2 separate regions of the Homo sapiens genome follow, and region 1 is linked to region 2. A link is a contact called in ENCODE Hi-C or POLR2A ChIA-PET data. All regions are on one chromosome and are shown on one strand. Each heading gives the region's core, a stretch centred on a gene start or an enhancer-like site at or near the end of the contact. The rest is flanking DNA. Distances are from core to core; before and after follow the strand shown. Region 1 overlaps PTGFRN (prostaglandin F2 receptor inhibitor). Region 2 has its middle 54 kb from the start of PTGFRN.

Evidence for each region. Hi-C counts contacts between places; a loop is a spot of excess contacts on that map. ChIA-PET counts read pairs that join two places held with the same protein, here RNA polymerase II (POLR2A). Pooled maps may share reads with other maps.
Region 1: a loop to region 2 is called in a map of sigmoid colon, with 4 times the contacts of the local background. The contact joins two enhancer-like sites. A Hi-C loop is called at or near these places in 1 of 168 maps with a recorded cell type or tissue (sigmoid colon) and 4 of 50 pooled maps. POLR2A ChIA-PET finds 5 or more read pairs at or near these places in 1 of 52 experiments (CD4-positive, alpha-beta memory T cell).

What each region holds. Positions count from the first base shown.
Region 1 is chr1:116,985,062-116,988,197 of GRCh38, reverse strand. It overlaps PTGFRN (prostaglandin F2 receptor inhibitor), which reads right to left. Exons shown (of 9, transcript NM_020440.4): 9 at 1-1,397. The coding sequence ends at 1,231. Among named protein-coding and RNA genes, the nearest start is that of CD101, 15 kb to the left of the region's middle. Within about 2 kb of position 1,322, at least 5 of the 41 ENCODE cell types and tissues checked have a DNase peak (open chromatin) inside an H3K27ac peak, as active enhancers do.
Region 2 is chr1:116,853,942-116,857,071 of GRCh38, reverse strand. No RefSeq gene overlaps it. Among named protein-coding and RNA genes, the nearest start is that of PTGFRN, 54 kb to the left of the region's middle. Within about 2 kb of position 1,736, at least 13 of the 41 ENCODE cell types and tissues checked have a DNase peak (open chromatin) inside an H3K27ac peak, as active enhancers do.

The DNA of each region.
Region 1 (3,136 bases), core at 73-2,572, 130 kb before region 2:
CCTTTCTCACTAACCCCCTGCAGTGGACCTTAAAATGACCTGAAGGACTGAAAAGGTCATAGAAAAAACATGGTGCTTCTAGGTAATTTCTGATTCCTTGAAGTCAGTCAGTCTTGCAAGTAGCAATTTGCCTTCAGGTTAAGGAGCCCAAGCACGTGTGAAGGACATGGCATATCTGTGGGTCCCCCTGCAAGACTCTTGGTGACCAATGCCTTTGCCCCCCACAATGGGCAAGAGAGAGGAATAGTGGTGGCTTCTTTAGCCTAACTTGCACCTGGCACCACTCTGACCCTCCTGGCCCCAGCTGCGTAAGAATAACTTCGTGGGATCCCTCTTCTGCTCCTCCTGGAGTCCCCTGAGACACAGTGGCCTCACAACTACTGGAGCAGGTATCTGATCCTTTCCTTGTCCCCATCCTCCCCTTCCTTGCAGCCCTTCTTACTGCCCTGGACAGAGGTGGCTGTGTATTTTTCTTCATATTCATTCTTAAGGCTAAGGTGGCAAGATAAGGTGCTCAGTGGAGAGCCAAATTGTAGATTCCAGGGCTGCCATTTCAGTGCTCTCACAGAAAACAAATACAAAAGAAATGGAAAAGGGGCAGAGAAGCAAAAAAAAAAAAAAAAAAAGCAGTTGGGCTCAATAAGAAGTTATATACTCCAAGTTTGGATTTCAAATGTAGTCTAAACCCCTGAAAACAGGGGGTGGGGTAGGGTCGTAAAAGCCACAAATTAGCCTTCGGCACAGGTCTGTGTTGTCTGTCAGCCGGGTAGAGGGTGGCGCTCAGCAGCTCTCTGAACACGTGCCTCCAACGCGGAAGCTGGCTCTCAGGCGGGCAGGCACATTCTCACTGAAGATAAAGAACTCCGCATGCCATCACCCCTTCCTCACCACAACCCCGCGAAACAAAAGCTATAAACACACACAAGTCAGAGGATCTATAAACCAGTGGGAGAAAAAAAATTAGATGAAGGTTAACCATTAAAAAGCTGCAGTTGGGAAAACACACACTCGATTGTTACATCAGAAAGTGCCGTGGGAAGAAGAGCCGTGTGCTGGTAAACATGTCCGCGCTCAGAACTTGACATGCAGAAAAGAGAGAGCGCCAAGTCCCACCTGAGATTAGAGAGGACTGGTTTTTAGTGTAACACACTTTGTTTTAAAATATCACTGTCCTCTTCTTGCCCCAATTGCTCCTAGAACGTCCCTCTGTCACTCCCCTCCCGGGCCAGCCTAGTCCATCTCCATCGACATGAGCCTGCGGCGCTCGCGCCGTGTCTCCTGAACCTCCTTCTTACAACACCAGTGGGAGCTGCAGTACCCGATGAGACAGGACAGGAGCCCGATGACCGTGGACAGACCGACGCCGATCAGCAAGGGATACTTGAAGGCGTTCAGCACTGGGAGGGAGAGATCAAAGGGGAAGCCAGTCAGTGCTGCGAGGGAGGCCGCTTTGGGGGCACCCTCGCCTCCCTTCCCCACTGGAGCAGGATCTCCCGAGAGATAAGGTCTCATTCCTCCTGCATCTAGCACCTAGCACACCACTGGAGACAGGAGAAGCTCAGCCTTATCTGTCACAAAAATGAGCAAATGTCTTCCTACCCAGCTCTGCGGGGAGAATAAAAACCACAAAGAAGATTTCACTCGATGCCTTTGAATGTCAACTTGCTTTTTAGGGTTTTGGCAAAAGATTGATTTTTAAAAGTCAGTATAAGGGCACCGCACGTTCAGCAGCAGATGCATCCTTAAAAAAACCATGCATAAATCAATCCTATGCATCAAATAACTGAAGTGTACTAAGGGAGCTATTTTAAGTAACACTATACTAAATTATCTAGCAAAGTGAATAATCACTCCCCTGTTTGTTAAATCTGGGTTTTTATACGGAGTTACTTCAAGCAAGGAATTCCTAAGATGCAAAATATGGTACAGATGATTTAAGTGTCAGAAATGCACAAACACCATTTAGACTCCACCCTTGAAATCCCACCTTCCTTTCCCCATAAGTACCCATGCTCCTTGGGTGGACGCTGCCACTGGGCTAGGTGCTTTACGTTTGCTAAGGTTTAATTTTCGAAATAGCCCCATAGAAGACTATTATCCCATTTTACGAGAGAAAATGGATCAGAAAGGCTAAGTAGTCTGTGGAAGAGCTAGGGCTCCAATTTCCATCTGACTGATCACTAGGGAAACACTCAAAAGGCTTTTACTCATCCTCGGAGGCCCCTGGACTTTAATTCTCTTTATGGAGTTATTTCGACTAACATGTACTTTCTGAAATTTTCCACAAAGGAGACATGTTTTTTGTAAACCAAGGAACAACTGTCCCCACTCTGGGATGCTCAAGGAACAAAGCTCTGACTGTCTAGTTAGGTTGACCCTGGTGTTCATCGTGGGCCAACGAGGCTGGGAGCTCATCCTCCCATCTTGGGGCTCCGTGAAGTACCCACTCTGTGCCACTGACTCCAGAAGGAGTCTCTTTTTTTTTTTTTTGAGATGGAGTATCCCATTGTCGCCTGGGCTGGAGTGCAATGGTGCGATCTCGGCTCACTGCAACCTCCACCTCCTGGGTTCAAGCAATTCTCCTGCTTCAGCCTCCGAGTAGCTGGGATTACAGGCACCCGCCACCACTCCTGGCTAATTTTGTTTTTCTTTTTTGTATTTTTAGTAGAGACGGGGTTTCACTATGTTGGCCAGGCAGGTCTCGAACTCCTGACCTCATGATCCGCCCGCCTCGGCCTCCCAAAGTGCTGGGGTTACAGGCGTGAGCCACTGTGCCCAGCCATGAGTCTCTCTTAAGAAGCAAAACCAGTGGTAGTGAGAGTAGCAGGTCCCTAAGCTATAGCCTCCCCTATTGACCTGAGCCCTCTCTCTCAAGGCTGCTCTCTGCCTGTGCCTAGCAGAATCCATGCCAACCCTCGGACACCATAAAGCGAGTTTCTATAAATTTATGGAAGAGGCAAAGCCTTGAAAATTTTTCTAGTAAGTCTTGAAAATTATTTATCAATGGTGACACTAGCACATAATAGCAAAGCTGGGGAAACTGCAAGGGCTGCTGGTGCCCTTCTGGGTGCAGGCTCAGGCCAGGTCTAGAAAGAAAGCAGGACGTGCTATGGCACATTCCTCAAACTGTGGCCAC
Region 2 (3,130 bases), core at 487-2,986:
AAATAATAATAAAACTGGCCAGGTGTGGTGGCTCATGCCTGTAATCCCAGCACTTTGGGAGGCCAAGGTGGGCAGATCCCCTGAGGTCAGGAGTTTAAGACCAGCCTGCCCAACATGGTGAAACCCTGTCTCTACAAAAAAAAAAAAAAAAAAAAAAATTATCCGGGCATGATGGGGGGTGCCTGTAATCCCAGCTACTGAGGAGGCCGAGGCGGGAGAATTGCTTGAACCTGGGAGGTGGAGGTTGCAGTGAGCCGCGATCGCGCCATTGTACTTCAGCGTGGGCGACAGAGCGAGACTCTGTCTCAAAATAAATAAATAAAATAATAATAATAATAAAACCAACTAAATGCCATCTGGTTTGTATAATCACATGAGCCGTGGCAATTCCGAACAATGTAAGTGACAAAATGCTCCTCCCAGCCAAGGGCTAACTCTTCTACCCTTGGAATGCTGCTTGTTGAAAGAGAACCATCTTAGTAGATTCTGAGCTTTTTTCAGCTTTGAATTCCCAGAATGTGCTATGTGTCGGATATAATAGATGCTCAAGAAACATTAAGTTGAAAATAACAAAATTGAGCTCAGATATATCCTCAGCCCTTTAAAATCTGGGCTGGAGATCCCCAAAAGTCTTTGTCATCTCTCACAAAGTCTGGTGTCATCTCTCACAAGAAAACTTGCAGCCACACAGGCCCCCTCTGTTAAAACACAGGAAAACTGAGGTAGCTGCCCAAGAAATGTAGGCAAAGTTGGAGCTTTGCTGGAATGCTACAGACTTGATTTTTCACTCTGCACTTGCAGTGGTTACCAGGCATGCCACCAAGTGATTTTATTTACACATTTTATTTCCTTTTTTGGAAAACCATTACAAATCCCCTCAGAATTCAGAATATTAAAGCATCTATTAGTTCTAGTTGGGCTTGGGAAGCTGAGTGCTTAGAAAATACTCCTCCTACTGCACAGGCACCCTCCACACTCTCAAATTACCCAAACCAGCTCATAATTGGGACCAGCTGGCAGGAGGAGAGAGGGAGGCCCCTGCGCTGAGCTTGGAATCATGTTACAAATTTCATCCCTAGAAAGAGGCTAGCCTTCACCCATTAAGGGTTAAGATGTGGGAAGTCAAAGGAATAGTGCTTAGGAGCTGGAATTTAAATTGGCTAAATAGAACCTGAAAATGAAGTGTTCACATTAGCAATGGTAGCTCCTTGCTTTGTCTAGAACGAAGTATGTATGGAATAACTGAGTGGACTGCACAGGGCTACAGCATCAGCCGGATTTTGCTTTATTGTTTGTCTTTCCAAAACTGGCATAACTGACCTGCATCCCACTCAATATCTTTCCTTTCCCCAAAATTATTCCACTTAGTTTGGGAGCACAGACTTCCCTATCTGTGCACCAGGAAAGGGCAGGTTTAAAATGAGTAGTGTCTGTGACACCTGGTGCTCTCTCATTGCCAGTATTTCTCGAGATCCACTTTCTCCTGCATTCATGCTAGATCTTCTAGGCACTGAAGCTTGTGCCCCCGCCCTGCTTTGGTCTGAGCCAGAACAACAGCTCTGCTCTTGGAGAGCAACTCATGAGGCCAGCCCTCCCAGCCTTGGCCGTGGGCTTCCCAGCCTGGATAGGGAATCTGGAGGAAATGAAACAAGCCCTCAGAGCCAGTGAACCATTATTCAGGAGAGCCTGGGCGCAGTGGTAGCTGTTAGTGGCTGGTGACCGTGGTGCTGGTGGCACTGTCCCAGACATGTGGTTTTCAGTGGTGTGACCTTGGCTGTCTTTTCTGGTGCCAACACCCTTGGTTTTTGCCTGTTTACTGAGCCAGATTCTCCAGGCTTCCTGTGGATTCTGTGAACTACTTGATTGCTCTGCAATAAATATTTTCTGCTTAACAGAGTCGATTTCTGGTGTCAGAAACCAAGAACTCTGACTGGTACAGCATCTGTCCCTGCAAGATTCAGGAAACCAAGTCCAGTGCTCAAGAGGGAGAAGAGATTAAAGAAAACAGAAGTAGAATATAGAAAGGAAATAAAAAAGCAGAAAAAGGGTGCAGCATTGTGGAAGCGTGGGGAGAAGGAAGGAGTGTGGGGGAAGAAAGTAGAGGAATTGGCAGGTGAGACAGAGCAGCCTGGAAGGGGTCATTCACCTTGTTAATGCTTGTAATAGGAGCCCTGAAGAAAACTGCCAAAGTGGCCTCCCTGAGGTATTTCTGCATTTCTGTTTCTGGTGGACAACGTGGTTTAAATGATTTTATGTGGCTGTTTCAGGAACAACAGATCCTTGATTTGGGCTTGCTTTTGGAAATAAATGAAGGTGTTAGCTTTTACTTTTTGCATTTATCAAATGTGCTGCGTGCTTGGAAGCGCACAGATATACGGACATGCATATGCATAGTGTGATATGATAAATCTATGCACGAGAAATGTGGGTCTTGGGCTAGTTATGTAGGTGGGGGAATTTTATGTAACAAGCCTATTCAATATCTCAAAGGGAAAATGTTACTTACTGTGCCACATTAGCATATCATTTGTTTTATTGGGAAGGCAGAATGAAAAATATTTGACAATTAATAGAAATCATAGGAAAAATTATGATTAAGTGCCATCTGCTGGCTTCTGTAAGTTTTATTTTTACGCAGCCTCAAGCCTGTCCTCATAATTATTGAATGTCTCTCTTTTGCTGAGGATAAAATTGCTTGTTCCATATTTGGCCTATTAATGAGTGCTGCATTTTATGTGTGTGTGTGTGTGTGTGTGTGTATGTACATGTGTGTGAATGGAACTACTTTGGGAGAGCAAATTCACCTTACAGAAATCCATTTTCTTCTAAATTCTGATTTGAGAGAGTAGACTGGGGTTTATTTTAAAATTCTGTTTTCGTAGCAGATTGCAAAAGCTCTGTGTGCTTAGCATGTGTATGGAAGGGGGAAGGTAGGGGGATGGTGCTTTGAAAGTGACTTCTCTCTTTGGTTTCAATCCTCTCCTCTGAGAGTGTATACGGTTTGCATCTCAAAAGCTCTGTCTAGCTTATGGCAGGTGAGGAATTTCCACGTCTCATTTTGATGACATTGCAACAAGGGAGCCTCTGATCACTCAGAAGTTGGTGGGGGTGGGGAAAAAGAAAAAACAGG